Linked DNA regions of Mus musculus: region 2 is linked to region 1. Evidence: chromatin loops called from intact Hi-C (ENCODE). Cell type or tissue: gastrocnemius. All regions are shown on one strand. Links, peaks and the distances in the headings refer to the core of each region. The heading gives the core; the rest is flanking DNA.

Region 1 (16,448 bases), core at 4,943-12,942:
TAGTAGAAATTGCTTATGGAAAATAATAGAAGCTGGTGTTTATTCTAAGTAGTAATTAATCATGTAACTGCATAATGACTTAATTGACTAAGTTATTTAAATAATAAAATTAACAAAAAATGTGCTGATGTAATTAAACACAGTACTAGTGATTAATTACAGTAATTAGTATTCATCAACAGGACAGGATCACTTATTCCTTTTTTTTTTCTACATAGTAACTAAATCAAATGTGTTCGCATATGTGACCGAAAGAACAGCAGGAGTTCTATGAGGTAATATCTCTCTGTTCTTTGAAGTCCTTCTGAGCCAAAATACAAGGTTATTCTGAATACTTTGCAAGTATCAGTCTGGGTTTGTTGAAAGAGCTCTGTAGGCTTCCTATCTTCTGTAAAAGGTGGAGCCCCCTCCTTACCTGCACAAACTGGGGGAATACCCTCATTTCAACCTGCGCGCAGAGGGGTTGAACCCTCTCTTGGCATGCACAGAGGCGGAACGCCTTCTTTAGTGCATGCTCGGTAAGAGCTCTATCACTATTTCCCGTGGCTTCATTTAGGGCTCTGCAGAGCTGTATAAGGCAAAAGTCTGCTGCTTTTCTCTATCAGTCTGAGCAGGACTGGCAGTTCCTTAGCAAAGCACAATGGTGGGCCTTGGTGGTGTGTAAGTCACTTCAAAACCATTCATGTCACGGACCTTTAAAAAGCCCTTCCCGGCTGGGGTGGAGGGCACACATGCCATCCTTGGCTATTTAAAAGCTGACCATATTAGTCAGAGATGTTTGTGATCCTTATGTGGGACACAGAGGAAATCTCTTTCTAAACAAGACTTGTCAGAGAAAGCCTGTGCAGACCGCGCAAGAGTGAGACTTGAGGGGCCTGTCCAGAATTCAAGAACCCAAGCAAGGCTAACACACAGGGCGCTTTTGTGGTGGGGATATTTGTCAACAAGGAAGAAAGGGTGAGAGGCTGTTTACTGCTCATTTTCTCTCAAAGATAAGAGATACAATTAGAATCCAGGAGGATAAGATTAGCTCAGAGAAGATAAAACACTCCCAAATCTGCCTTGAGTCAGGATCCTCAAGGTAAAAGGGCCTTCACCCAGAGACAGTCCAGGTTCCATAGTCCAAGAATACTCCAATTTCCACCAGGCTGTGCTTAGAAGGTTTGCTCTACTTGCCTCTCATTCAGTGTTCCCACGTTGCCGAAGATACTGATGTGATGATGGACAGGCAAATGAAACTTGTCTGAGGGAGAGGTGACGTCATTTCAGGCCTCTCTTAGATGTTTGGGATACAGTCAAGCATGGATGGGAACAAGAGGGAGAGGGGGAGAGAGGGAGAGACAAAGAGAGACAGAAAGAGAGAGAATGGGGGAGGGGAGGGGAGGGGAGGGGAGGGGAGGGGAGGGGAGGGGAGGGGAGGGGAGGGGAGGGGAGGGGAGGAGAGGAGAGGAGAGGAGAGGAGAGGAGAGGAGAGGAGAGGAGAGGAGAGGAGAGGAGAGGAGAGGAGAGGAGAGGAGAGGAGAGGAGAGGAGAGGAGAGGAGAGAGACAGGCCGTGAACATGGAAAGGACAAAACCTCCTGACAAGAATCAGCAGAAAAAGCAGACATCAGCAGCAGGTCCACAAAGACTCCTGATAGGAAGAGATGAAACACATAGAGTAGAAAACAGTTGCATTTATGGTGTTCAGAGATAAGCTTCAGAACTTTACGAAGATCAACAAAGAGAACGAAAGAAAATGAAGAAAAACACACCCTAGATCTTAAAAAAAAAAAAAAAAAACAGCAAAATTGAGCTTTCAAAGGTCAAAAGCCTACTTGGCCAGGTATTCTCACAAATTAGATGAGGCCTAGTGAACTAAATACAAGAGTAATATGTAGTGGCCCACATATAGAGTCCCAGGACTTCACAGGCTGAGGCAAGCAGACTGTTGACAGTTTGAGGCCAACCTGGATTACATAGTAAATCCCAGGCCATCCTAGGTTACAGAGTGAGACTAGGTGGGGATTGAGACGTAGCTGAGTCAGTAGAATGCTTGCCCAGCATAAATGAGGCCCTGGGTTCGATCCCCAGCACCATATAAACTGTGCATGGTAGCTGCGCCTGTGTCTGTAATCCCAGAACTAGAGGGGTGGAGGAAGGATGCGCAGAAGTTCAAGGCCATCCTTGGCTATCTAAAGAACGTGATCTCCAAAACCAACAACAACAGAAAGATAAGTTAGAAATACAAAAGGTAAACCAAGACACAAACTCACCGTGGAGATTTCTATTCAATATTCATGTATAATCACAGGGGCTACCAATAAGTCCTAAGAAGCATAAAGCCATATATATCATGGAGAAAATGGAAAATGCCCAGATCTGAAGATAGTCCTAAGTCTTCAACTTAACGTGATCTGTCCATCATAATTTAAAAGAAAGACAGTCTCGGCATTTCTAAGTATCTCCTTATCATTAGGGGGCTGCACACCAAGTTTCTCCCGCTCTAGCATGGCAACAATTTCTTTCTGTTTTCTTCTAGTGTTTGCTCGTTCATTTGTTTACAGTCTCACCTCTCAGTCCCACTTTAATGCGATCTCCTTGTGGGTAGAAGCCGTGGCCGTTGCGTTATCTATTCCTCGTTCCTAATCTCTGGTCAACCACGGTGTGTGCCCAGGAAACCCCTGGTACAGAGACAGAAGGAAGGAAGCTCCCTCTTAGAGCATCTACTGTTCATAGAGACAGACAGGGAGAAAGACGGGAAGAAGTTGTGGGTTCTTAAGGAAAATCCTCCACTAGTGTGTGCGTGTGTGTGTGTTTGTATGTGTGTGTTCATATAGTTGAGAGTATTTGTTGCATGTTCAGAGGGCCTGGGTTCAATCCTCAGCACCCACATGGAGTGCTCACAATCATCTGTAACTCCAATTACAAGGGGGTCTGATGCCCTCGGCTCTCCTCCGTGGGCACTGCACACATGTGCTGTACACACACACATACAAGTAAAATCTCTGTTGAGGCCTACCCCCCCCCCCCCCCCCCCGCATAGCTGTAGCCATTTTGTTTCATGCCTGCCAGTTATTGCTTCGGAAAAATACCTTGACTCAGAGCAGGGTCATGCTGACCCACATACCCTGTTGTGTTCTGTATGTTAATCTTAAGAAATTCCACAACTACAAGCTCCACTCAGACCAATCAGAATAAAGGTCATTTAGAACTGTTCTGTCTAACTAGCCAAAATAACTTGAGTCAGGGCTGACCACCCTGCCGTGCTATATATGAGCTCATTGTGTTTTTTAGGTTATTTGGGGGAGGGGGGGGGCAGGGGAAGGAATCCTTTATAAGCTGGTCCTGAGAAATGTCCAAGATCCAGTCTAGCTCTCTACTGTAGCCTGTGACCCTGCTTGATCAGTGTTGGGGTGTGTGTTCAATAAACCAGCCCTGATTAACTGAGATTGGTATCGGAGTAGTTTCTATGGCGATTCCTTCCTGAACCCCAACAACTCACGCACAGAAAAAAAAAGATTAAAGTATTTTAAGATAAAATGTTTTTTATTTATTTGGTTGGTTTGTTTGCTTGCTTGCTTTTTTCAAAACAAGGTGGGTTTCTTGATGTAGTCCTGGCTGGCCTTGAACTCAGAGATCTGCCGGCCTCTGCCTCCTGAATGCTAGGATTGAAGACATGCACTACCACAATCCCACTTGAGATAAAAGAATTGTAAACTTCAAATCCTATTCCCAGCTGTCATAACGTGGGTATGATTTATTCTCCAGAAGTTCACAGGCTTGGTCCTGTGCAGCAGTATCAGGCTGATGAGACCTTTAGTTGATGGGGTCTACGGAAAGGTAATTAGATCATAGGGCTCTACCCTCACACATAGTGAATGTTATCTCGGGGAGCTGGTCAAGTCTGATAGGAGTGGCTTAGTCTCCTGGCCCCTCCTTGGCTTCATTTCCTGCTTTTACATGTTTGTAACGCTTGTGCAAGGAACTGTTTCCTTATTCTTCTCTGCCAGGAAGTTCTCAGCGGGGTGACAGCATCATGCTATTTGGACCGTCCAGCCACCAGACCCATGAGCCAAATAAACCCCTTTTCCTGATAAAGTACGCAGCCTCAGGCATTCCACGGTAGCAGCACAAATTGGGCTAAGATAGAAGCAGCACCTGAACGTGAGAACAGGACACTTTCTTGACTGGGGAAGAATTCAGATTGTTTGTCCTCCTCACCCTTTCTGAGAGAGTCAGTTGAGAAAGCAAGTCAGCAGAATGGAACAGAGGAGCGTGGCAGGCACAAACCCCTGGGAAACAAAACAATTAACTAATAATTATTTATGAATTAAAAATCAAACAAGTAATTGCTTTCCAGTACAATCCTCTAGGTAAAGAGTAACGAACCAACCTGGGATGGAATTATTTCTATTCGATAGAAAATGAAGAAGATGGGGCAGGAAAAACCTGCTTAAGGCTTCAATCTTCTCCTACGGGAAGGACTCCACTCTGGTTTCATTCAAGGTAAGAGCACTGTGGTAAGATAGAATATCGGCACAAACAGAACAGTCAACCCAGTGGGCTATACACCTTGCTGCTAGACTGCTCGTGTCAGTGTGAATCCCTAAAGGTTTTTTGAAAGCCATATATATACATGCACAAAATATTTTGCCATTGAAGAGATAAGGACACCATGAACACAAAAAGAGGCTAATTTTAATTCTTTCATATACTTCTGAGTCATTTGATTTCTTAAATAAGCTCACTCACTAATTACATACATAGCATTTAGATCTCTCGGACTTTTTTTTGGGGGGGGGTGAAGTTTTAAAGGTTTCAAGGACTTACTTACAGGTTTTTCTTTCTTTCGGTGCCGCCTGCCTTCTTATTCAGTCCAGTGATTTTGAAGGAAGCTCATTTGGAAAAAATAATGGGAGGGCATGAAGAGAATGGGCTGTCATTAGCTGTCTTCAAGTCAGGGAAGATGAAAGCGGTTCCAGTAATTAGAGGAGAGATGAAGTGGACACGCTGAAATTGTGGGATGGGAAGGAGACCACAGCCAGGAGGGAATTATTTCTAAATAAACCTGACGGTGGCCGTCAATAGTCAATTTATATGCCATGCCCTTTCGCTGTAATTCTCAACTTGGAAGTCATTCCAAGGAAACAAAAGCAAATAAGTAAATAGCAAAGCAAGATATCCAGTGAATATGCCTAAACACAAAAACCTGGGAGTGCTCTCAATGTCGATGTTTAGAGATCGGAACTGACCACATATACACAAGATTCAAGTCTCTGGAGTGTGGCTCAGTGTGGCTCACTCCACGCTTGCCTAGTGGAGTGCTGGCTTAGATTGTGAGCACCAACTGAGTGTGGTGACCCAGGACTATAACCCCAACACTCGGGAGGTGGCGGCAGGAGGATCAAAAATTCAAGGTCATTCTTGGCTACATAGTGACTCTGAGGCCAATCTGTGCTACATGAGAGCCTGTCTCAAGAAGTAAAGTAAGATAAAATTTATACTAAAGAAAATGGGACACATTAATCAATTGTCATGATCATAACATAGTTTTTAATACAATGGAAAATAAATATGTTCTAATTACATTTTCCCCACTTGAAACACAGAGCTAAGTTGATCTCAAACACCACAAAGTACCTGTCTTTGCCTCCTAAGTGTTAGGATTTTTTTCCCCTAACATAATATTTTCATTAAGTGTTTGGGAATTTCAAACAATTCACCCAGATCATACCCTCTTTGCCCCTCACCTCCCCCCACCCAAATAAAATTTCACCAGCTTTAATTTGTGTTGCACAAATACTCATGGGAACATGGTCAGACTCTCAATGGCTAGCCCCCTAAAGATAACTGAGAACTTTCCACGCCTTTTCCCACCCCTGCTGGAAGCCATCAGCTGAGAAGAGCTGCACTTCAGCATCTTTATCATAATTTTTTTCTCCTTTTTTTTCTTTTTTTCTGGCGAGGGGTCCAGGTAGGGGGCTACCAGCTGGCAGCTGCACAGAACATGAACTTCAATATGGTTTCTGGAGGCAGCATGGATTTACTGACATCAACCTGGCCTCCAGCAGCAGCACAGAGCACAGACCTCAACATGGTCTCCGGAAACACAGACCACAGGACTTCAACAAGGTTTCTGGTGATAGCCTAGATCGCGGACATGAACACGGCCTCCAGTGGTAACACAAATCACAGACATCAACATGGTCTCTGGCGGCAGCATGGTCCGTGTCTCCTAGGAGGGTCTTTTGAGGAGGCTTGATCCAGAAAATGAACCGTTCTTCATCTCAGTACAACTTTTTGTTGCTCAGAGTCAGGGTGATGATGCAGTTGGGTAGCATGTCCGGGAACAGGGCCTACTCAAGCTACAGCCTGCTGTCCACCATCCTGCCCTTGGCGCCCTGCCAGGACCCCGGGCATCACCTTCGTGTCTGCAGCCCACAGGCAGCGCGGAGGTCCATGCTCTCCTCTGCCCAGCAGGGAGGGCTATATAAGCCACAGCAGCCGGGGCTTCATCACGGTCCTGTCGTCCCGTGGACAAGCCCCATTCCATAACAGCATGCTTCTCTGTGTGTCCCATGCTCACATGCCTATCCCTGCTGCTTCGTTTCTTTCTAGTTGTGCTTTTCTCTGCTGCGGGGGACTCTGTTGCACCATCTTTTTTTTCTCCAGTTATATGAAACCACTTTTTAAAAGCATCTTCCAACAAAACCTGCCTTTTTTAGTTATTCCGGAAATGCAGTGCACTCTACGCGTTCATCTGCATCTCCACTCTAAACTTCCCTGGATCTCTCAGGTTCCTTGGAGGGGCTTCTGTAGCCCTCAGATGCCAGCAACTGAATCGAGTCCCAGGTGCTAGGATTAAAGGTGTGTATTGTCACACCTGGATAACTATATTCATAAAGCAAAGTGGAAAATTAGAGATGCACTGTGGGCTGGAGGGATTGCTCAGTGGTTAGGAGTGCTTCTTTCTCTTCCAGAGGACCTGAGTTTAGCTCCTAGCACCACCACCAGGCCTCCACTGGCCCTCCCACACAAGCAGCATACAGTCACACTGACACACACACATGTGTATAGGGGTATACTTGCTTGACTGTAATGCCTTGCAGAAACATAATATTGAATCAAAATGGTTGAGTGGGTATAACCACCATCTCTAAAGATTCAACAAAATTAGTTCTCTTGGGAAGGTTGAGTCTGTATACCATGTGGGTGTGTGGTGATCAGATCAAAAATCCCTAGTAATCCCTGAAATAGAGAAAGCAGAGAAAAACAGGCTTACAAAACAAACAAACAAATAACAACAACAACAACAAAACTTTATTCTCCATCAGATCCAGGAAAGACCTGAGAGCCAAACCCAGAGGTGACTTGCAAAGAACATGGAGGAGCTGTGGGGCCGCTTGGAGACCATGAGAACCCAGCTGTTGTGGTTTGGATACGAACTGTTCCTTTAGGCTCATGATTTTGAACACTTGGTCCCCAAATGGAGGAGTGATTTTTGGAAAGTTGTGGAATCTTTAGGAGATAGAACCTCACTGGAGGAAATGTGTCCAATAGAAGAGGGCCTCGAGGTTTGATAGTCCAGCCTCACTTCCTGTCAGCTGTCTGTTTTTATACCTTGGCTTGGACCAGCCACCCCAGGCCATTCTTACACGATGAACTGGACCTTTAAACTACAGGCCCAAATCAACCCTTCTTTTCTGAAGTTGCTTTGGGCGGGCATTTTTGTTACAACCAGAGAAGTAATTAACCCACTAACCTGGTGACCCAGCTGGCAGGTTTTTCCCTCTTTCCTCTGTGCTAAGATGCAGACCAGCAAGGCTGTGTCTCAGGTCAGAAGAGGGGTACGCCATGGCTGTGAGATACGGGAAGGTACCTTCAGGGAACTGAGACTCTAAGAGGGAAGGAAGCTCTAAGCCTTGAGATTGTTGGGCTAGCTTTCCCAGCTAGCTTCAGGACTCGGTCTCACCCACATATGCTGGGCATGAAGACCATCATCTGTCAGCAGCCAGAACAGACCCTCCATCCTCCATGTAGGAAAACGGCAGGCACACACAAATTAAAGAATGTTAGGAAGCAACCAACTCCCCGTCCTGCTTCAACAACAGTCAACATCTTGTCTGGCTTGTTTTATGTTCAGCATCAATATATTGTACTTTCAGGCTTAGTTTGACTCTGGCTCTGAAACAAAAAGGGTTTAAAAAAGAAAATTTGCCACACATACTTCTAAATGATAACAATGAAGCTCTAATATCATAATGGCCCATTATAGTTAGACTGTATCTTCCACAAGTGGTAACAGTAGTTTCGCCCTACTTCTGCACACAAAGCTTGCACATTCCATCAAGAAATGATTCTTTTTGAATCAGGGTGGGCCTCAGTCACTCACTGTAATCACATAGTGTGTGTGTGTGTGTGTGTGTGTGTGTGTGTGTGTGTGTGTGTGTGTGATCAGATCATGCTCTAGCATTGGGGTATGGGGGAAGCATGCCAAAATTCCTGTTACAAAAGGATTTTGAAAATTCTCCACACATACCCACTGTCGTATTCAGTAACTCTCAATTGAGACACGATGATTTCAAAAGTGTTGTTCCAGGTAAATCTCGTTTGCAGACAAACTTGGCAACTGCTCTGCTCTGAAGCAGTCAGGTGAGACTAGGGACCATGTTGCCCTTTTCTCTAGTTCAGTGCTTGTTACAAAGCCAAGTGCTTCCTGGTCCCTTTTATAGTCCCTGGCCCCCTCCTTCCTCCTTCCTTGTGCATGAGCCCCTCCCTAGATGGGCCTGCTGTTCACCTTCCTCCCCACTGCTTTGATGGAACAAGATCCTCTTTCAACATTGTGTCCTGAGACCAAAGTGCTATTGACCACTCCCTCGATGCAACGTCCATCTCCAACATGATTTGGCCCTGAACTTCTGCACTCTGGCCCAGCCAATTCTTGTGCTGACTACCTGGCCCATGACTGTTCCTGGCCTCACCATGGCCTCAAGATATGGGCTTTGCCAGGAGGCCCTGATATACTTACCTGAACTCTCACAGAGAGCTACACTAGGTCCTGTGGAGGCAGAGTTGAGCCGAGCCTGATGTTCTAGCTGGAGACAGAAATGAAAGGACAAAGGTGGACAGCTGTGTGACTGACGAGGGTGAACACACAGTTTCTCTAAGGACTACCTATGCATTTTTTGCCAATCTTCTTAGCAAAGTTCAGATTTAAGCCCTATCCCTCTGGGTGGAACCGTAGCAGGATATGACTTAGAAATTCACAATGTAAATAATCTCTAACAGTTTTACACAAACAAACACACACACACACACACAGTCATTGGATGGAAGAGATCAAGCTCTCCATTCCATCATCTTCTGTCTGCCCTAATAGACCACCATCAGCAACCCCAGCTCCAGGCCTGTGTGAGATACCCCAGTGATTAGAAGAAATGTGCACATGATACTTCTTTGTGCTTTGAGAACTTATCAAGCTGGATAAATGGCATACTGACTGGTTTTGTGTGTCAACTTGACACTACCTAGTCATCAGAGAGAAAGGAACTTCAGTTGAGGAAAGGCCTCCATGAGATCCAGCTATAAGGCAATTTCTCAATTAGTGATCAGTGGGAGAGGATCCAGTCCATTGGGGGTTGTACCATCCCTGAGCACGTGGTCCTGGATTCTGTAAGAAAGCAGGTGGAGCAAGCCATGGGAAGCAAGCCAGAAAGCAGCATCTCTCCATGGCTTGAATTCCTGTCCTGACTTCCTTCAGTGATGAACAGCAAATGTGGTAGTGTAACCCAAATAAGCCCTTCCCTCCCCAACTTGCTATTTGGTCATGGTGGGTTTTTGTTGCAATAGAAACCCTAAGACAAATGGTTACCTTTAATATTCTATTACTACAGTGGGATGCTGGTCTTTAACAAAGTTAAATATCCTTTTACTTCCCAAGGTGTCCTTTGCTGCTCTTTGATTTTTGTTTTGTTTTAGACTTAGGATCTCATATAGCGCTGGCTGGTCTCAAACCTACTATACAACCACGGATAATCTTGAACTTCTAATCCTCCTGTCTCCACCTTCTAAGTGATGGAGTGTCAGGCTCATCCCACCACGCCTGGTTTACTCAGCACAGCCAATCAAACCCAGAGCTGTGTTCGTGCTGGTTAAGTATTCTATCAACTGAGCTGCATGACAAACCCAGCTGAAAAGTTCAGCTATACCCTTTGAAAAGTTCATACCTACGTGCCTCTCTCAGGCTCTCAAGCCACTTCTGAGCAGAAACTCTGAGCAGCTTCGAGGGCAGAGCTGGCCAGCAGGTCTTTTCTGGACACACCTGAACTTTCATGCAGGGAGAGGAATGTGACACACCCACTTTCCGAAGCAGCTCCAGGTGGCAGCGCAAACCACACACTTTTACAAGGAAATGTGTGAGTGTCACACGGAGAGTTAGCCAGTCACCTCCACTTGACAGGGGGTTTAAAATAAACCTTTTCAAGATTAGATAGATGGCCCTGGGACTTCAAACATAAACTACTTAGAACTGTCCATACAGGAATAATGGCAGCTGGTGCCCCATCTTAGACACTCACAATCCGGCATTGAGGTGGATCTAACAGAATTGCATTCATGAGAGTTGGCACACTTTTTTGGTAGGGGGAGTGTGTACTGGACCACATTAACACTTGAAATATAGTGCGCATGCAGTCATAAGAATATTCAAATAATAGCTTACAGTGTACAGAGAGCATTTTCATATTGAGCACCCCTCAAACAAGTCTACAAAACAATTTCCTCCTATTCCTTTAGATAACTAATCTGAGGATCAGAAAGATTAAGTGACTGACCCAAAGACACACAGCCAATAAATCACATTGTTGTATATCTTCTGTGGAGAGAATCAAAATTCATATCAAATGATACTAAATGGCAAAAGGAATGTAGATGTTCAAGTAACAGGAAGAGTCTGTTGGTGGGGCGGGATTCAGGCACAGGTTGACCAGAAAGCCGTCTCTGTTCTACATTGTTTGTCTCCCATTGGCCTTTATTTTTATGCCAGCTTTTAATTTTTAGTGTTTTTATCTTGTTTTGTTTTGTGGGGTTTCATTGTTGTTGTTGTTGTTTGTCTGCTTGTTTGATTTTTAATTAGAAGCAATAAGCGAGGCTAGGGAAGTAGCTCAGTTGGTAACAGTTTACCTGGCATGCATGAAGCCCTGGGTTAAACCCTCAGCACCATGTAAATGAGGTGCGGTGATGACGTGTAATCCCAGCGCTCTGAGACAAAAGTGAGAGGATCAGAAGCCAAGGTCCCCTTTAGGTATCCACTTGAGACCTTGTCTCAAAAACAAACAGGAAAGGTGGCCACTGAAAGTTAATTTCTGAAGGGGCATTACCTCTTCGCTTTCATTTTACCGAGGGTCAGGGGGATGGCACACACTGAGTGGCACGGACCTACATGTCCACATGTGAGCCCATGACCAGGGCCAATCAAGGCCACAACCCAGAAGCTGAAGGCAGGACCAGTCCCATGTAAACACAGCTGCTCTGCCGTGAGGGACGGGGTAGAACGGAGCCTGTAGCCATCCACAGCATCCACTACGAGCCGTGGACTGGCACTTGTGTCTTAGGACCCAAAACCTTTCTCCTGCTCTTCTTTCCTTTATCTAGCATATGGTTCGCCTTTACTTCGGGAGCTGATGACCTCAAGGAAAGTATCTGTATTTGAATATGCATGCCTCGAAACAGAACTCCTTCCGGCTGCTGGATATCCAGTGTTCTGCCAGGCTCTGTGAAATCCTGTTTCTTCCATTTCTTCTCAACTCCTGTTCCCCTGAATTCTTTGGCCGCCTTCGCCTTTGTTTTAAGTACATTTTTGTTTCTTTGTGTGAGAGCCCAACCAGGAAGACAGAAGCCGCTCTGAATATTTAAAACAGAGGAAATTTAATGCAGGGAGATGAAAAGAAACCCAGAAGGCAAACAAGAGGGGATGAAGCAATCCTGAGACTAGCCACAGCAGGAAGTCGCTGCCACTCCTAGGAGGGAGGGACAAAGAGGGGAAGCCATGGGACGAGAGCCCAGGGGCTGGCATCGCTCACAGGAAGCTGGAATCGTGTGGGCTGGTGAGAGCTCATAGAAGAGCCACAGAAGCTGCCAAGGATCCCACCCCTGCACAAAGGAAGAGGGGAAATGCCCGTTCCCTTCCTGCTGCTCTCCAGGTCCTGGGCTTCACACTGGCTAGACCCACCCGGAAACCAGCTGACAAGTCTGAAGGCTGCTGGAGCCTGCAAGGACAGGTCCTCAGTCTAGAGACCTGGAAGGGAAAAGAGTCAAGTCTTGAGCCAGATGGTCCTAGGAACAGCTAGGCATGGTAGCACACACTGAAAACTGCAGCCCTCAGGGGACAGAGGCTGAAAGATTAAAAATTAAAGACCAGCCTAGACTATGAAGCAAGTCCAAGGCTAACTTAAGCTACTTAGTGAGATTCTGCCTCCTGAAGACACATCTAGAACTCTGGTAGGACATTTGCCCCTTTTGTTCAAGGCCTTAGGTTCCTTATCCAATACTGAGAAGAGAAAGAAAAAACAAAAACAGAAAAGTCCCCAAACTGGAAGATTTGCATGACAAGTGTCTTAGATGTTCATTGTGAAAATTCTAGAATTAGAGAGAGGAGGAGGGGAGAGGGTAAAACCATGATCCAGTTAGCTCTTTTGTTTGTTTGTTTGTTTGTTTGTTTGGGGTATTTTTGGGTTTTTTGTTTTGTTGTTTTGGTTTTGGTTTTGGTTTTTTTTTTTTTTTTTTTTTTTTTTTTTTTTTTTTTTTTTGAGACAGGGTTTCTCTGTGTAGCCCTGGCTGTCCTGGAACTCACTTTGTAGACCAGGCTAGCCTCAAACTCAGAAATCCACCTGCCTCTATCTCCCGAGTGCTGGGATTAAGAGATAAACCATTAGCTAGCCGCAGGGTCCGCAGTGCCACCAATTCTTCCATAGCCCGGAGCTATCCATGGTCTCTGCTCTTGCTCTGTCAATAGAATACACTTTCTCATTTTGAAAAGTGTGTGTGTGTGTGTGTGTGTGTGTGTGTGTGTGTGTGTGTGTGTGTGTGTGTGCGTGTGTGTCTGTGTGTGTCTGAAAGCAGAGATAAATACAAACATAGAAGAGAGTTCCCTCAGAGAGTTGCTGGACATCAGTTACCTTGTCCAATTTGGTCTACTCTAAGCCAGCTGGCCAGCACTGGGGGAGTCATCTGCCACAATGGAGCAGACTCTGTCTGTCACCCTCTTCAACAGCAGATGGCCTGTCCCGCATTCATCTACGTCACACAGCCGTGCTGGGAGAGACACTGACATGCACTGTTCTACCAGGAGCCTTCAACCCAGAGGGCTGGGAAATTACGCTTGCAAGCTCCACTCGGCTTGGGAAGCAGTAAGAAGGTCCCTGAGCAGCCTGACAATAGGAGGGGTTGCGCAAGGGACAGTCAATGGGATTCTGGTTAGACTTTCAAGTCAATTGACTTGATCATGCAAATGTTGGGTGGCGTGTTGTGAGCAGGGGGGAGTGTTTCTCCTTGACTGGAGCACCTCTCTGTCTCCCTTGGCTTCCTGAGCGCTTGATTTAGCTCCTCCCAAAAAAAAAATGTTTTCCTCACATTGTTTATTTGAAGCCGGTAGTCTGGGCATGAAGCCCAGTTTAATATAATTTTTACTGTTGAGACTGCAGCCCCAATTCTATAGAGATGGTTATTATCATTGTTGTCTGAGACACCTCAGTACCACAGCAATTACCAAGGCCAGGTGCACACCCACAGTCACCTCAGCCCATCTGCCTGCCCCACCCCTTTCTACAAACTTCAGAAATGAAGCCAAATACCCACTCCCATGTATGATACAGCAAAGTAGGCAAAGGAGATATTTGGCTACTATCTAGATAATGTGATCAGTCCAGGTCAACAGTTCATATTATTTAAGTCCTACAGTGCAAGTAGATATTAAAAGAATGTGGAAAATTCCATTGCTTGAGTCCTGTAAACATGCGGGCTGCTTCTCTCCCTAATTATGTTTTACATAACCTAATGCATTCATGTTAGTTTACATCCTCTTAACATCTACTTGCTGAAAAGTGTGTCACCTGGTTGGTCAGAGAGAAAGAGTGACCACAGGACATTTTGGGAGGACAACTGGTGACAACAGGACACATTCAGCACTGACAGAATGTGTAATGTAATGATTGGTATGAAAAATGGTGTGTGTGTGTGTGTGTGTGTGTGTGTGTGTGTGTGTGTGTGGTCCATTCCCAGTTTTACTGCCGAGTTGGTTCAGACCCTTAGTATGACTTTCAGATGCAGGTGTTGAAGGCAAGGGATGGGAGTAACAACCCCGGGTGTGGGCATTAGCCAATAGCCATGCGCCTCTGGCTCCCCTCCAAGCCCTGAGCTGGAGCCTGTGCCCGGGCTTGCATCTGCAGCAGCTACAGCCTTGCTGAAGGATCGTATCACACTCACAATGAGAATCACTGCAAAAACAAATAAAATGCTTTAAATGTTTAAATGTATTTCCAAGTATTCGTCTTCCAAATATTTAGACTCTGAGCCGATTGGGCCAAGAGCCCAAGCTTCCTGTGCATACTAGAGGCTTCCAGCAATTTCCCTAAGATCAGGATCTACATAACAACTTCGGATATCACCCCCTCAGATCCCAAGACAAATTCCCAAGGTATTGCTTCAGGAAACCAACCATTCTCTGTGTCCAAAGGCCTCCTCCTAATGCCTACAGGAGGATTAAGCTCAAGTTTAATAAATGCTCACAGAGACCTATGCAAGACTATAGTCTGTGTCCACTATGTGTCCACTTGTGAGTGCGAGGGAGGCAAGGGCAATCTGGGAGTGGAAAGATGGGGAATAGAGAGAGAAGACGCGGACCAGAGATGCAAAAAAGAGCCAGCAGCCTGCTGAAGCTATTGATAGCTCTCGAAGGAATTGATGTCTGAACCAATTTTTAATTGGTAAGCTAAGGTTGTGTAAGCCAGGATTGGTTAGTTTTATTTATTCCGTTGTTATTTTGTTTTGCTTCTTAAGGGGCAGAAGGAAGGGTGGAGTTACTCTTGTGCTGGAATTTTTCAAGACACAACAACCATCCACTCATGCCTGCTTTGACCAGGCATGCATGCTTGGTACCCTTCCCTCAGTCTTCTATGTTAAGCATCCAGGATTCAGCAAATAAAATCAGAAGAGTGCCAAGGGATTTACCTGCTGCCGCGCGCGCGCACATGTGTGTGTGTGTGTGTGTGTGTGTGTGTGTGTGTGTGTGTGTGTGTATTGTGCATTTATACTCACTGTGAGAAGGTGAAAGTGGGTGTGTGTGTTGGTCATGTCACAGTGGTATGGGGATTTCTGAGAATTTGGAGTCAGTTCTGTCCTTCTACCCTGTGGACCCTGGTTATTAGAATTGGCAGGAGATGCCTTTAGCCATTGAACTCTCTCTCTCCAGTCCCAGAAAAAAAAATTTTAAGTTTTTTTTTTTTTTTAAATACACTGTAGCTGTCTTCAGACACACCAGAAAAGGGTATCAGATTCCATTACAGATGGTTGTGAGCCACCATGTGGTTGCTGGGAATTGAACTCAGGACCTTTGGAAGAGCAGTTAGTACTCTTAACCGCTGAGCCATCTCTGCAGTTCCCCCTCCCCGAAAATTCTGATCAGTCCTTTCTTCAGTCTTCCCACAGGTCAAGTAATGCAGTGGAGTTGAATGTTACACACATTTATGTTTTGTATGCACAAAGTGAGTGGAGGGAGAGCATGAAGGAATAAATAAATGAATATTTATCTTTTCTAAAAAACAAATAGGGGTCTTTACTGTATTTATTTATTTTTAAATTTAATTAAATTTAATTAAATTTTATTTTATTTGAGACAGAGTTTCTCTGTGTAGACCAGGCTGGCTTCAAACTTAGAAATCCACCTGCCTCTGCCTCCCAAGTGCTGGGATTAAAGGCGTGCGCCACCACCGCCCGGCTTTTTTTTTTTTTTTTTTTTTTAATTAAACAGAAATGAACTTATTTTTGACAAGAAGACTTTTTTTTAAAAGAAAGATTTATTTGTTTCATTTCTATGGGTACACTGTAGCTGTCTTCAGACACACCAGAAGAAGGCATCAGATCCCATTACAGATGGTTGTGAGCCATCATGTGGTTGCTGGGAGTTGAACTCAGGACCTTTCTGGAAGAGCAGTCAGTGCTCTTAACCTCTGAGCCATCTCTCCAACCTGAATATTCATATTCAAAAGCCTTTGTCTGAAGGTTGGAAATGTGGTTCAATATCAAGGGGTATTGTGAAGCTAGGGGTTGGCGCAGGGGAGTAAGGCATACTCCCCGAGTGAAGAAATGAATCTAAGATTCCACCAGCCTCCGTGCCCACGAGCCATGTGTTAGATGGTTCTTCACGTATGACGCCCTATGCGCTCTCCTTCAAAGTTCCAAAATTCAAGTCTGC
Region 2 (16,448 bases), core at 3,040-11,039, 160 kb after region 1:
GCCACAAAGTGAGATGAAGAAGTCAAGTCTCTCCTTCCACCACGTTGGCTCTGCGAATGGAACTCAAGTTGTCACCTTGGTGGTGGCATGTACCTTTATCCACACAGAGCCTGGCAGTTTGAATGAGAATGGCCTCCATAGGCTCCTGTGCTTGAAGGCTTGGCCCTCAGTTGGTGGCACTGTTTGGGAAGGATTAAGAGGTGTGGTCTTGTTGGAAGAGTGAGTTATTGAGGTGAGAGCTTTGAGTTTCAAAAGCCCACACCATTCCTAAATCAATCTCTCTCTCTCTCTCTCTCTCTCTCTCTCTCTCTCTCTCTCTCTCTCTCTCTTCCTCTCCCTTCCCCTCCCCCTCCCCCCTCTCTCTTCCTCTCCCTTCCCCTCCCCCTCCCCCTCTCTCTTTCTCTCTCTTGCTCTCCCCCATCCCGTAGTTGTTGTCTTAGTACACCTACATTCCTTCAGTGCTGTTTCTGCCTTCCTTGCTCTCATGCTTCAGCCATGATGGTCATAGACTCACCCTCAAAAACCCTTAGCCCAATAACTCTTTCTTCTATAAGTTACCTTGGTCATGGTGTCTTAGCACAGTAATAGAAAAGTAATTAAGATATCCTCAAACATATAAAATAAATATTTTTAATAAATTGAAGAAAAATGTAAAGAATACCCAGAAGGGTTTGGTGTATATGAGTTCGATACCAGCCCTTGGGAGGCAGAGGCAGGTGGACTTCTATGAATTCTAAGCCTGCCTGGTATACTGAGTCCCAAGCCAGCCACGGTACATAGTGAATCCAGAAGAAAGAGGAAGAAAAGGGCATTAAAGCTACATGTTTTATTTTTAAATGCATACATAATTAAAAATCACAGTTTAAACTTTCAGCTTCAAAGTGGGCATCCGTGCAAATAGGAGAAAGGGACTAACAAAGAAAGAAAAAATGAGTGCTCTGTCACCCAGGTGGGGCTGTATTAGTCTATCTTCAGCAGTCCATCTTAGTCCTGTGAGAAAAGTAACTAGTCCAGAAAACATTAGAAAAGCATTCATCTGGTCCTGTCTCCTGCCAGCTACCTGATTTTTGTCAGCCACTTTCCTCCACTACCCTGAAGTTCTGTGACATCCTCAAGCCAGCCTAAGTTTGCCGATCTCCTTTTCAATAAACAAAAGCTTTCAACCTTACTCATCGGAACTCACTTTTTATAAACATCAAATGGTTGAGCAGGGCTGAGCTGGGTATGTGGAATGAGAAAGGAGTGGCTGGTTTCCTTGTGATGCCTCTTCCCTTGTAAGGAATAGCGTGACCGACCGAGTGGCTAGATGCGAACTTTAAGGAGACCAAGTTGAATATGCTTCCCGGTCTTTGACTTGTCAGGCACTGCAAAAATCATCACTGATTTTACAAGAATTCAGTACATGGGGGGGAGGGGGGGACAGGTCAACTGGGATTAACTTGGAGATTGTCTTGCTCAGTTTCAGAAGGATCCCAGAAGAAAGACAACTTTACTGAGGGGGTGGAGGGGAAGAAAGCTGGGCTGGCAGCCTCACTGGCAGTCTCGGAAGTACAGTGTAATCAAGTCAGGAGCAGGTCCAGGCTCTGTGCTGCCTTACGCTGCCCACCCTGAGGGACTAGACTACATATGGGGAATGGGAGGATTAACAAATACCACACCAAAATCAATTCAAAGGCATTTACAACGTTCATTTCAACTGTGAAAAGAAATCCCAAATAACCTGCATATTTCAACTGATTAGTTATGCTAAATGTAGAAAATCTAGAGATGTCTCTTCGTGTCTCTTAAGGAACTACCAGATTATATATATTCTGCTGGTTTATCACTACGTGTGTGTTTGTGTGTGTGTGTTTGTGTGTGTGTGTTTGTGTGTGTGTGTGTGTGTGTGTGTGTGTGTGTGTGTGAGAGAGAGAGAGACAGAGAGACAGAGAGACAGAGAGAGAGACAGAGACAGAGAGAAAGACAGAGACAGACAGAGACAGAGTATGTGTGTAGAGACAGACAGAGAGACAGTGTGTGTATGTGTGTGTAAGAGAGAGAGAGAGACAGAAAGTGTGTGTGTGTGTGTGTGTGTGTGTGTGTGTGTGTGTGAGAGAGAGAGAGAGAGAGAGAGAGAGAAAGAGAGACAGAGTATGTGTGTGTGAAAGCGAAAGACAGAAAGAGGGGGGAGGGGTTGAATCAGGGTTTCTCTAGATACTCCTGGCTATTCTGGAACTCACTATATACACCAGGCTGTCTTTCAACTCACAGACATCTACCTGTCTCTGCCTGTCAAATTTGGGGAACAAAGGCTCAGGTTGACCCGTTTTTTCTTTTTGTCCTGCATAGTTCTTGTATCTCACAATGGTTTGTGTCTCGTTGCTGTTTTGAGCAGCAGGGGAGATAACACAAGGTCTTGCTGTGTAGCTCAAGCCAGCAGCCTGATGCCATTCTTCTGCCTCAGCCTCCTAGAGTGATGGGATTTGTGGGATGAGTCATCATTCCTGAATAATTATAATATTGCTCAGAGACTAGAAAGACAAGTTGCCTTTCCCCTAATTTGGGTAATTATCATTTCTTTAAAACATTTACTCATCTATCTGTCTGTCTTTCTATTATTTATGTATTCATCATCTATCTATCTATCTATCTATCTATCTATCTATCTATCTATCTATCTATCTATCGTGCTATCGTGTGTAGAGACAGTTGTACCTGGCACTACCCATGTATGGAGAGGTCAGAGGACAACATTTGGGAGTTGGTTTTCTCTGACTGCCATGAGAGTCCTGGAGTTTGAACACAAGTTATCTATCTTAGCAGCAAATGCCTTTACCTCCTGAGCCACCTCACTAGCCCTAAAATTTCTTTTTTAATTCTTTGTCATTGGATAATTCAGTGTTTGACATCATATATAAGTAGATGCTTTGTAGAACGACTGTAAATTTATACTTTGTTTCTGTAGAAATTCTGATAAAATCTACTTCTTGTGATTCTGTTAAAAGGAAGTATATAGGGATGGAAAGGTGGTTCATCCTAGTTAAGACACTGCCAAGTGTGCCAACCTGAGGTCAATCCCGAAGGAGAGGACCAACTTCTGCAAGCTATCATTTGACTTCCACGTGATCACTTTGGCATATACACTCACACACAAAAGAAAGAAAGAGAGGGGGGGGATGAAGGAAGGAAGGAAGGAAGGAAGGAAGGAAGAAAGAAAGAAAGAAAGAAAGAAAGAAGAAACAAAGGTAAAAGAAAAGGCAGAGCAGGTTTTTGCATAATTGCTCTTGTTGCATTACTTCACTGGGTAAATTCTCAACAGGAAAGGCCTTCTATTTGGTCCAGAGCTGATAACAAATGCCCCGCTTATGATTCTATGGCTCTGATGACTGCCGATGCTATAAACGGGCTAGCCTCTGACCCTGCATACTTCCAACCTTCTTTCTTTTTTATTGGTGCATATGGACCAGGTGCCACAGGACATTTGTTGATTTATATGTATATATGATCATGTGTGTCTGCTTGATTTAAATCTGTAGGCTGGTGTCCATGTAGGCCAGAGGGTATTGTATCCCCTGGAATTGGAGTCATAGGTGGTTATGAACTGCCTGATGTGGATACGGGCAATTGAACCCCTCTGCAAAAACAGTACTTGTTTTTATCCCAAGCCATCTCTCCAGGCCCTACATTTCTGTGTTTGAAAAGTGTATTTGAATGCCCACCCCCCCCAAAAAAAACCCACTGGAAAAGAGAGAGGGAAAAAAATGTTAAGAGGAAGGAAAATAAATCAAACAAGAGTACATACATAATTGATCAGTTACCTCTATGGATGATGAATTAGGAACAAATTTAAACAAACGACACAAGGAGTTCCAAAGCAAGCACATTCCCACAATAGTAGTTCCTCATGCACAGTCCCTAGTTACCTGACATGTGGTTATTAGGATTTCTGAGGACTTTTACTCTGAAATTTCATCCTCTCAGGACTGACTCTTATTGTGATACAACTCTAGGTCCTTCAGCTTCCTCTCTAGTCAGGTGCAAGCAGCAGAGGGAGTTTGGGGGGGAAATAAAAAGATTCTTGGCTATGTTCCCATTCTGGGATGAACTGACAAAATACACGTTGGAAATGACACAAAACATGTGACTAAAGCCTACTTAGCCCAAGCTAAATGACATTTCCTAGTTAATATTCCTCTAGGTGAACCCTGCAAAAGTGCCTAGAGCTGCTCCAGGCCTATTAACACAAAGGGAAGTCAGAGAGGAAAGAGCGGGTAGTTAAAATAGCATTAAATGTTCATGGGCAATGCGAAGCCCCTCCCAGGGTTTGGAAAGACCCATGAAGTTGCAAGCTCAGCATCTTCCCAGGAAATCCACCTCTGACCCCATGTGGCTGCACACCTGGCTGATAACCAAATGGATCTTCGGCCCACAAAAGAGATCCAGCTGCTGCCTAAGTCTCCCAGCCACAGTGGAAAGGGAAGAGGTGGAGGCAGATGGGAGCATGGCCATAGAAGAGGAAGGGAGGAAACAGAGGAGACATCCTAGGTCTCTGAATTTATTGTCTCTAGAGCTGCCCTGGTGACATGTGAGCTGTCATATGTTAAGCTCTTTTGGCATTCTGAGAAACTGAGAAATGACAGCGGCCGAGACCACCTTCCCAGATTTGCTGACTGCCTTCCCCAGCCAAAACACACAGACTGCTTCTCCCTCTGCAAGCTCATTTCTGACTAGTTTTAAATAAGATGCACAATGTTTGGTACACACACACACACACACACACACACACACACACACACACATCTTCTTGTGAATCACGAGGGCAAACATTAACTTGGGTATCTGCCTACCGGAACCCTAGACTAGCTATGAGAAAACTGGAAGATGACTGGTTTCCTCCCTGTGTTCCAGAATGTGTGCTTGTTGAAGTCAGAGGACAACCTTTCCCAAGGTTGTAGGAATCAGTTCTCTCCTTCTACCACGCATTCCTGGGATTAAACACAGGTCACAGACTTGTGTAATGACAACTTTTACCTGATGACCCTCATATACTTTATTTGACCCTCATATACTTTATTTTATTTTTTAAATTTTATTTGTCACTTTAGATAGGGTCTAACCACATAGACCATAGAGATCTGACTGCCTTTGAACACTTGCTTGGTTCACCCAGACACACAGACACCCAGACACACCCACACACGCACACGCATACACACACACAGAGAGTGGTGGGGATTTACTTTCCTTGGCTTTCTAAGTGCCAGTATTAAAACTGTCTGCCATCATGCCCTCCCCCATATGGCATTCTTAAAACAATATGGAGCCTGAGAATAAAGAAATGGCTAAGCAGTTAAGAGCAATTGCTGCTCTTGCAGAGGACCTAATTTCAGTTCCTAGCACCCACAGGAGGCTGTGTACCACCTCCTATAACTCTAGCTCCAGGGGATCCAAATTCCTTCTCTTTGCTTCAAGGTGATTTGCACATATGTGCACAAATGCACACATATACACATAAAAACAATTTTTAAAAATCACACACAAAACTCAAAAACAACCCTTTTCATGAAGTCTGTATCTGCTGCCTTAGTTCTTAAGGACAGAATAAGTGATCTTAGTTCACACATTCATCTTGTCTTTCTCAGTTGAGTGATCCACCCTCTCTGCCTGGATTGTCTCATAGTTAGCTGATAGAATTATCAAGGTTAAGTGAAGTGGTGTTTGTAAAATGCTACACAGTACATTGCTCAATATATTATAGTTATTTTCACTATTTTACCTCTTATGGTTTCAGAATGGACAAAGACATGCAAAAGATAAAAATGAAAGAGGTGGGGTAGGGTTGGCTGCTGAGTCCAAATTGACCATGGCAGGGATGGCATGATATGCTTCCCACCCCTGGAATAGAGCCAGCAGGGTGTGGGCCTCCGTGATGGTTGTTGTGGGTTTGAAGCTTGTTTGTGTGTGTGTGTGTGTGTGTGTGTGTGTATATATATATATATATATATATATATATATATATATATATATATATATATATATAATTTTACTCTATTCCTCCTTTAGGGGAATGTCCTCTCCAAGGTCAATGACTCCATGATAATCAGAGACAACATAAGTCCAGGAAGGAAAGATGTGTTTAAGGTCCTTAGCAAAAATGGTAAATGGTGAGACCGCCAAGACAGCCCTTAAGGCTGTGGGAAAGAACTCTGAAAACATGAGTTCAAAGATATATAATTTCTCAACTATACAAAATATAAGGATGCAATATGAATTGCATCAGGAGCTTCATAGATCTAAAGGAACCAGTTACACTATGACCCAGCTTGTTAGAAAGATCCTAAAGAAGGAGATAGAAAGATTTAGGGAGCAGTGATCAAAGGGCAAAATCCCATCCAGCTAAGTTTTTGTTTGTACTTACAAAGGCAGGCAGATTCCTGAGTTCAAGATCAGCCTAGGAGAGAGGGAGTTTAGGTCCAGGCCCAGATATAGTAGGAATGTAATTTCAGAGCAGGGTCCCACTCAGCTAGCTTATTGTCTGTGCTTAACAAAGGCAGGAAGATCTCTGAATTCTTTTGCAATGTTAAAAAAAAAAAAGGGCTTGCTGTCTTTTTCTAAGAATCAAGAGAGTGGGGTCATGGAATGCTGATTTGTGGGATGGTCAAGAAGAAACCTAGAGTAAATGACTGAATTGATATGCAAATAAAAGACTGGACTTTTGGTCTGCATGAGATGGGCTAACAGAGAACAATAGCACAATAAATTCTTTTAGAGGTTTTTGATTTGTTTTGTTTTTCCCTAGCAAGAGTTGAGCTAACTGAAGATCTATGGAGAACAAACTCAGCTCTTTTAGAAAAAAAAAAAAAATTACAGGATTTCCGATTTTGGTCATAAAATCCATGGAGAGTGAACACAACTCTTAGAATTTTTCATAGCTCTTTTAGAATTTTTCTTACAGGGTTTCTGACCTTGCTTGGAAATCCCAAGAATTACTCAGAGAGCTAACACAGATCTTTTAGAATGTTTTCTAACAGCTGTCCAGAGGGAACACTGCTTTGAGAGCTAACATAGCTCTCAAATTTTTTTCTAGAATTTTATCTGATTTTGATAGGAAAACTCAAGAATTTAGACTTTTTCTAACAGGATTTTTGACTTGGTCAGAAAATACAAGATTTTTTTTTTCCCTAGCAGTTTTTCTGACTTTATCAGAAAACCCATGACCTATCCAGAGAGCATTTATTTCCAGTAAGAGAGAGCTGTCTCAAACAGAGAGCTGTCTCTGGCAGACTACAGAGCCAAGAACTATCTATAGAGAGCTGTCTAGGGAGCCATCTTGAACAGAACACAGGTTGTCAGCTTGTGCCCCACAATTTGCCTTTGAGTCAGTCTTTTCACTGCTCCCAGACACCCCTTCTCCCAGAACCCCTCTCCAAGTCAAGGCTGATCCTTGGTAGGTGGCTGGAGAAAATATTTCGCTGTTAAGACTGCTTCCTGCTCTTCCACAGGACCTGAGTTTGATTCCTAGCACCCATGTTAGACAGCTCACAACTACCTGCAACTCCCATTGATCTGAGGCTCCTGGCCTCTATAGGCATCTGCACTCACATACACATACCCCTACAGGGACACACACATATACATAACTAAAAGTGAAAGTATGTCTGTGCAAAAATCTTTTTAAGAAAGTGACCTAAGAGAGTGGCTATAAGAAAAGGCATTCTCAAACACTTTCGGTTTTGTTTTGGTTTTGGTTTTGGTTTTTTTGTTTTTCAGATTTATTTATGTATTTTATGTATATGAGTGCTCTATTTTCATGCACACCAGAAGGGGCAATCATATCCATACCATCTTAGATGGTAAGGGGCAATCAGATACCATTATAGATGGTTAAGAGCCACTATGTAGGTGCTGGGAATTAAACTCAGGACCTCTGGAAGAACAGCTACTTAACCACTAACCCACTTTTTTTGCATTCCCCAAACACTTGTAATAGGCCTTTCAGAGAGTCTTGACAGTATTTATAAGAATTTAATGTGTACATTTCTTCGTTTGATGGATCTGATGCAAACTGAGCCAAACCAACTGACTAAGGCCCATCAGGTTCTCCTGATGAAATCCAGTCTACTCCAATGAGGAAGAGTAGGAGACCCAGACTTCATAGTTTAAGCCAATCCATTCTTCCTAGAGTATAGATACAAGACAGGCTTTTGAGCACATTGCTAAGGGTGTGGTAGATATGGTGATGTGTTGATTTAGCTGCTTTAGTTCACCCTTCCTTCCTTCCTTCCTTCCTTCCTTCCTTCCTTCCTTCCTTCCTTCCTTTTTGTTTGTTTGTTTGTTTGCTTTTGCTGTTGTTGTTGTTTTCAAGACAGGGTTTCTCTGTATAGCCCTGACTGTCCTGGAACTCACTTTGTAGGCCAGGCTGGCCTCGAACTCAGAAATCCGCCTGCCTCTGCCTCCCGAGCGCTGGGATTAAAGGCTTGCGCCACCATGCCTGGCTTTTTTTTTTTTTTTTTTTTTTTTTTTTTTAATATACAAGGTTTTACTCTGTAGTTTTGATGGGCCTGGAACTTGCTATGTAGACCAAGTTGGCCTGAACTCAAAGAGATCCACCCTCTGCCTCTGCCTCTGCCTCTGCCTCTGCCTCTGCCTCTGCCTCTGCCTCTGCCTCTGCCTCTGCCTCTGCCTCTGCCTCTGCCTCTGCCTCTGCCTCTGCCTCTGCCTCTGCCTCTGCCTCTGCCTCTGCCTCTGCCTCTGCCTCTGCCTCTGCCTCTGCCTCTGCCTCTGCCTCTGCCTCTGCCGAGTGACTGGATTGAATACATTCATCACCCAACCTGGCCTTCTAACTTCTTCCTTATACATCTTTATATAGCAGTCAAAAATCTCTTTTCTTCTGCCCCCTTAGGTTCTTGGTTGGCAACTATGGTTGTTTAAATGAGAATGGCCCCCCAAAGACTTATTTGTTTGTTACTGGGCGGCTGGCTTTGAGGTTTCAAACTCCCATGCCATTCCAAGTTCTCTCTCTCTCTCTCCCCTTCTGCCTTGTGCTTGTGGATTAAGATGTGAGTTCTCAGCTGTTGCTCCAGCACCTTGCCTTCCAGCCTGCCTGCTGACATGATCCCTGACATGATAGTCATGGATTCTAATACCCTGAACCTGTATGCCCCAAAGTGAACAGTTTCCTTTATAAGTTGCCTTGATCACAGCAATAGAATATTGACTAAGACAGAAGTTGGTAACAAGGAGTAAGATATTCCTGTAATAAACCTGGAGTCATCAGCCTCTCTGGCCAACACTTTACCCAATGAGCCATCTTTCTGGTTCTATCGTTTAAGAGAAAATAGAGCCATGACATAGCTCAGATGCTGACCAACCAGCCTCAGCACTACAAGGTGGGAGAAAAAAAGCAGTAAATTCCAGCGAAAGGAAAGGACAAGACTAGAGTAGCAATTGTGGGAAGGCAGCTAAGAAGAAGATTAATGGATGGGACAAACAAGCCAGGAAAACTCATCACACGGAGTCTTCTTGCGCCACTTCTGCTAAGTTTCTATGACTATTGGTGATCACAACACAGATGTATGTCATGCTATTATCCAAACAAGGAGCAAGGGTGGCTTGCCTTGCATCTGCTTTTTCCAATTAAGCTTTCACTTGGGTAGGGTAGCAGTACTCAAATAATGCTATTCAAATCAATCCCGGGTGGCAGCACTCCTCGATACCCTCCCCGATGTTCCGGGTTCTCAAAGGAAAGACACACACATGCAGCCTTATATTTTAATATGCCTTAAACAGGTCAGTGGCTGGGCTACTTCCAAACTTCCATGTTCCAGTCACATACTCCCCTCCAATATTCTTGAATTATTACTAAAACGCATATTTCATCTTGGCTGTCCTGGACCCAGACCTTCAACCCTCTCGGGCTGAATTCCAAAACACCTACATAGACTGTGCTTGCTGTGGTCTATGTACGATGTCTCTCAGACCTGGTCTCTACTCCTTTCCCAGCATGGCGGCTCTCCTTCCTGTTCCTTCCTCAGTCCCTTGCCCAGGAATCCTAAAATCCTGTCACTGTCTCCTTGCCCAGTCAACGGCCACCGGCAACTTTATTTACCAATCAAAACCAACTGGGGTCAGGGTCCTTCAGTGTCTTACATGCAGACATGAGGATTCTTGTGTAATTTGGGAGACCAATTAACACAATACATGTAGCTTTAGACTAAATCCACAACAGGGTAGTCCTTACTTACACCAAAGTTGCACATTTGAGGTGCCACATTCTCCTATCCTTTGCCTTTCCATATTCTTGATATTGCCAAAACATCCCCATTTTTTGCTGGAAAAGGATATTGTAGTGAACGTGTTTAGTGGAAAGTCCAGCATCCTTCTAATTCATAGCTTCTTACACTGTAGTGTGATCCCACTTGGAGAGGTGTGACTGAATGTAGGGATGGGAATAAAAGGCTTTTGGATGTTCAAGGACCAAAAACTTAACAGAAAAATCGAACACACAGAGAACCTGACCTGTTTCTGATTCCCCTTGCTTTTGTTGTCATCTGACCTCACAGCCTCGGCTCTGAACATACACTGTGTATGCTGTGTACTGCCAATACAGTGTAGCCACACATGGCAGTGAGCAGTCACTGAAACAGCTTGGCTCAGAGTGGAGACTACTGTATGTTATCCATATCAGGAACTGCACTATTTTAATTGTGTGTATGAAGATTTCTGTTCTTATGGAAACATAAAAGCTTAATTACAGAAAGCAAAGACTTTTAAAATATATTTGCACTATCGTTCCTCAGTAAGTATCAAGTTAGTGCATTTTTAGATTATATTAGAATGTTTGACTTTAATTTTAAAATAATATATATATTATTGGGTCTGTCATGGTGGCACTTGCCTTAGATCCCAGGACTTGAGAGACAGAAGCAGGAGGATTCCTGTGAGTTTAAGGCCAGCCTGGGTGGTTTGAATGAAAATAGCCTACCATGAGCTCATAGGGATAGCACTATTAGGAGATATGGCCTTGTTGGAGGAAATATTTCACTGGTGGTTGGCTTTAAGGTTTCAAATGCTCAAGCCAGGCCCAGTCTCTCTCTCTCTCTCTCTCTCTCTCTCTCTCTCTCTCTCTCTCTCTCTCTCTCTCTTTCTCTCTCTCTCTCTGTGTGTGTGTGTGTGTGTCTGTCTGTCTCTGTCTCTGTCTCTGTCTCTCCCTGTCTCTCTGTCTCTCTCTCTCTTCCTGCTGTCTGTCAATCCAAATGCTGAACTTTCAACTATTCCCCTTGGACTGCTATGCCCTCCACCATGACAATAATAGACTAGATCTCTGAACTGTAGGCCAACCCCAATGACTTGTTTTCCTTTGTAACAGTTACCAAGGTCATGTCATCACTTTACAGCAATAGAAACACTAAGATACCTACTTAGTGAGTTTCAGGTCATCAGGGGGCTACACAGTGAGTCCCTGTCTAGAATAGACTAACAGGACCGCACATTGGGATGGGGGAGGAATGGGATGTGTGGTGGTAGGTGAGTATGCATGTGCCGCTAGCATATTCTGGGTCAGAGAACAACTTGCAGGCACCAGCTTTCTCCTTCTACCTTGTGAATCCAGAGAATCTTACTCAGGCAGTCAGACACTGAGCCGTCTCACTGGCCCAAAGTATTTGATTTTTAAAATTGTCATTTGAGTCGCTGGCTTGGGTTCTATTTAAAAATCACTAAGTGAATTTTGACTCGGAGTTAGGAAAGATGTTTCCAACAGTTTCTAAGATGATCCTAAACATACGTATTCCATTTTTATAGTATATATGCATGCAAAGGGGGGGGGCGGAATTCTTGGCATTAATGGCTATAAATCAAAATATCAACCGATTTAAAAAATGTCAAAGATAGTTTATGTTTTGCAGCATCAAATATTCAGCCAAGATTTAATTATTTATGTAAAAATAAGTAAGTGCATGCATCTTGCTGATGGAAAGGATTACACTCATCTTTAACAAGTGGCAAAATGACACACAGACCAAATAATTGCTTTAAAATACATTTCTTTATGATTAATTTTCTGTCCATGTTTAGATTGTATCCTTATTTTATATATTTGTATATCCAGGGCTGCATAAAATTTTCTCCAGCTAAAAGAGGTAACCAGTGGGGAAAGCTGAAGAAGTCCTTCACTTACTGCTAGCCACGTGGGGGAGGGGTGCATGCACAGAGGAGGGTTGGTGTTTCTTGCAGATAGCAAGAAAGTGAAAGTTTAAGCTGAGCTTGCCCTCAGCTTGCTGCCAAGTTCACCCACCAGGTTAAGCCGCCTCCTTTCTCCCTAGCTACCAAAGTTCCAAGAGAGGAACAGGGCAGTCACGGATGACACGGCCTGGGAGAGAGTCGCAGCAGTGAGAACTCAAGGAAGCAAGGGCAAGGAGGATTCTTGTGGTCCCAAGTACTTTTAAAATCTTGTGTAAAGATATTACATTCATGTGCAATTGTGTCTTAAAACAACAGCAGCAGCAACAACAACACACACATAGCAGCAACACACACACATACACCACACACACATAACAATAACACACACACAACCAAACAAGAAAGAAATACATGAAAGTGAAAGAGGAGATTTCTACTTCTGTGTAGGATGCAGACCAGAGTTTCTGCCAAGAGAAACTGGAAAAACCAGGTTCGATTGAGAGAGAGAGAAAAAAAACCAGCTTTCAAAATCACCGCTGAGCTGGAGGAAGCAGTAAGTATAGGGAGGGGCTGAGGAGCCAGTGGCTAACTGGCTACCACTTTGCTTCTGGGGCCAGCAGATCCACGGATGGGGTGGGAGCCACAAAGCAGCTCTGTCCCTAGAGGCAATGTCACAGCTGTCCCGTGGCGCACAGGACTGTTGAAAACTAAATAGCAACATACTTGTGTTTTCGTCTGTCTCTCCCTGTAAGTTAGAAATCTAACATGTGGCAGGGTCTGTCTGTCTCCTCGTTGCTATATTCCAGCCCTGCACTTGGCACACAGTACCCATTTAGGAATAGCTGTCCGATCGAATCAAACTGAAGCTAATTGAAACAGTGGATGCTTTCTGGCTGTGGATTCCTAAAGCGTTTCTTCATGCTTCAGCTCCGTTTGGACTTTGCCCTCTGGTTCTCCCTGTAATACCTGGAAGCAGGGTGGGGTGGGGGTGGAGCAAGCTCTAGTTCAAACTCCTACTCCCAGGCCCAAGCCTTCGTCCGGAAGTCTCTCTCTAACCACAAGAGTCCGAGGTCCTCACAGAGCTTCTCAGACTGTTCTGGGAACTGGCGGGGCATCCAGTTTGTTTCCTTCAAACCATTGCGCAATCTTGCCAAGGTCTGGAAGGTCCCTCAAGTCCGACACCTGCTTCTCCTACACCTACAACAAGACCCTAAAGCCAGGCTAGCCCACCTTCAATCCCATCACCAGGCCTCTGGGTCACTCTCCACACTCTTATTGTTCCGGGAACATCCATCCCACACTGGAGGTCCCTGTAAGACCTCACTTGCAGGACGCACCAAGAACTGTGCTTTTCTGTATTTTATATCTTCTCCAGATAGAGAAATCCCCAAAACGAAAGCCCTCAAAGCTGGGATTCACTCCCAGCCTTGTTGCTGTTACAGTCGTAGACCATCTGTTTTCTCATGCAACCGACTCGGTCTTTTTTGGCTTGAATCCAAAGTAGCAACTTGGAGCACCCCCAGACAGCGCTCAGACAGTCAGGCCCGGGAAGACAGATTTGTGTGATCAACATTTACATAGGGCTTAAAACCTTTGGGTGACAATGGCTGTGGGTGTGGGTGAACATGGAGCCCTAAAAAGTTGACATGGGAACTTCACACGGTCTTGCAGTGTTTCTCTAACCCCAGAAAGTCTGGGGTGCCAAGTACCCCAGGGATTGCGCTGCCTCCAGAACCACACAATAGAGTTGATTTTTTTTTTTGTTTTGTTTTTTAATTGTAAATGATCTTAGAATGCTTGAAGTAACTAAGATTTTGAGCTGGGCTGCATTCATACATATGACCCGCATATCCTGGGTACATGTGGGTCATGGGCTTGAAGTTTGGACACGTCTGAGCCATACCTGGGGAGGGTGAATGGCTTGGTCTCTACAGAAGCTTCCCTGTTCCAGACCTGTCCTAAGCCGGTGGCCCTTTTATTTATTTATTTTTCCAATTTTTTTATTAGGTATTTACTTCATTTACATTTCAAATGCTATCCCGAAAGAAGACTGGCTTCTAGGCAGCTAGGATGAAGGTCTTTTTTTTTTTTTTTAATTTTTATTAGGTATTTTCTTCATTTACCTTTCCAGTGCTATCCCAAAAGTCCCCCATACCCTCCCCCCACACACACCCACTCACTCCCACTTCTTGGCCCTGGCGTTCCCCTGTACTGGGGCATATAAAGTTTGCAAGACCAAGGAGCCTCTCTTCCAATGATGGCAGACTAGACTATCTTCTGATACATATGCAGCTAGAGACATGAGATCTAGGGGTCCTAGTTAGTTCATATTGTTGTTCCACCTATAGGGTTGCAGACCCCTTCAGCTCCTTGGGTACTTTTTCTAGCTCCTCCATTGGGGGCCCTGTGTTCCATCCAATAGCTGACTGTGAGCATCCACTTCTGTGTTTGCTAGGCCCCGGCATAGCCTCACAAGAGACAGCTATATCAGGGTCCTTTCAGCAAAATCTTGCTGGCGTATGCAATAATGTTTGCGTTTGGTGGCTGATTATGGGGTGGACCCCCGGGTGGGGCAGTCTCTGGATGGTCCATCCTTTCATCTCAGCTCCAAACTTTGTCTCTATAACTCCTTCCATGGGGGTTTTGTTTCCAATTCTAAAAAGGGGGGAAGTGTCCACACTTTGGTCTTCCTTCTTCTTGAGTTTCATGTGTTTTGTAAATTGTATCTTCTTGGGTATTCTAAGTTTCTGGGCTAATATCCACTTATCAGTGAGTGTATACCATGTGAGTTCTTTTGTGATTGGGTTACCTCACTCAGGATGATGCCCTCCAGATCCATCCATTTGGCTAGGAATTTCATAAATTCATTGTTTTTAATAGCTGAGTAATACTCCATTGTGTAAATGTAGCACATTTTCTATATCCATTCCTCTGTTGAGGGGCATCTGGGTTCTTTCCAGCTTCTGGCTATTATAAATAAGGCTGCTATAAACATAGTGGAGCATGTGTTCTTATTACCAGTTGGAACATCATCTGGATATATGGCCGGTGGTCTTTACAATAAAACTATGGAGTGGATTTCTGTCTCTCCCTTGGATCTTATTCCGGGTGGATATCTCATCCAGTGAGTTAGTTAGAGGATAGAGAGTGGCTTCCTGGCTCCCAGGTCAGACTCATCTCTCCCCAAAACCCTACCAGAGCTTCTACAGTCTCCAAAATAACATTCTCATGGATGGTTGAAGGTCTCTGGTCACTTGATCCTAGATGGATCCAGGCTCAGTCCAAAGCTTGGATGGAAGAAATGCTACATGTCACATTAGAATCTCCAGCCATTTCACCAAGGTCCCAAAATGAATAGGGGGGGGGGGAGGCGGGGGAGGGGGGGCTGGCTCAGTGGTAAAGAGCACTGACTGCTCTTTCCAGAGGTCCTGAGTTCAATTCCCAGCAACCACATGGTGGCTCACAACCGTCTGTAATGGGATCTGATGCCCTCTTCTGGTTCTGTCTGAAGACAGCAACAGTGTACCCATATAAATAAAATAAATAAATCTTTAAAAAAAAATAGTTAATGTGGGCACCAAGACTCTCACGAAGCCCCCTGGGGCTTACTTTTTAACATGACAGGAAAGCTATGGAGGGCCATGCTGAGTGAAGTACCTTCTTGGTCTGTTACCCTATTATTGTGTTTGGCAAGTGAGGGAGTCAGGGCATTAGTTACTCTACCGCAGAGCCAGGCCTCAGCAGACACCACCAGCCACTTCCCCACAGTCAGTCAGACCTGGGCCACTGGGTCCCCTGCCTTGTTGCTTGGCAGCTTTCTTCAAGGCCTGGCCTGGGCAGCCACACCCAACATTCTCACCACACCCTGTAATTCTCGCCACCCAGAAGTTCTTGCCACACCCTGCCTGCTCCCGGAAGGTAAACAAGGCCTCCAAAGAAGGGCTGCATTGTGTGCTTGCCCTCTTGGCCTTGGCTCTGGAGGCCCCAAATGGGCCTTTGACTTACAAACTCTGGCAGATCTATAAACAGTGACTAGAACAGAGGCCCTCCTGAACTTCAGCTGACCTCCAAGCTGGTCGGTTCTGAGGGACAAGTGCCTAGGCACCTGACTCCAGTGAGCAGAATTTCTACACCACCCAGAAGTGGGGGGAGTTTGCATTTGGGAAAGATAGAGGGAGGGGTGTCATGCTCCCTGGGGAAGACTGAAGTTTGGTCGTGTCACCCAGAGTAGAAGAAATTGCTGGGACATCAGTGAAGACCTCGGCAATGAGAGATGACAAAGTTCC

Evidence for each region. Peaks named below come from ENCODE experiments on the same cell type or tissue, not always from the same donor. Only the 100,000 strongest peaks of a DNase experiment are listed, where the experiment ranks them.
Region 2: a loop joins it to region 1, with 2.1 times the contacts of the local background. A loop is called at or near these places in 2 of 42 quality-filtered maps.

The regions. Positions count from the first base shown.
Region 1 is chr5:64,689,910-64,706,357 of GRCm38, forward strand. It overlaps Gm26761 (a long non-coding RNA gene), which reads right to left and starts at 9,499. Exons shown (of 4, transcript XR_868446.2): 1 at 8,520-9,499; 2 at 4,815-7,228; 3 at 4,374-4,495; 4 at 3,524-4,272. In gastrocnemius, for the core only: no CTCF peak of the experiment used is centred there; DNase peaks (open chromatin) are centred at 6,389, 9,672, 11,462 and 12,074; H3K4me3 peaks cover 1,141 bases; H3K27ac peaks cover 1,859 bases.
Region 2 is chr5:64,848,832-64,865,279 of GRCm38, forward strand. LOC115490263 (a small nuclear RNA gene) reads left to right here and starts at 6,900; the gene lies at 6,900-6,962. In gastrocnemius, for the core only: no CTCF peak of the experiment used is centred there; no DNase peak of the experiment used is centred there.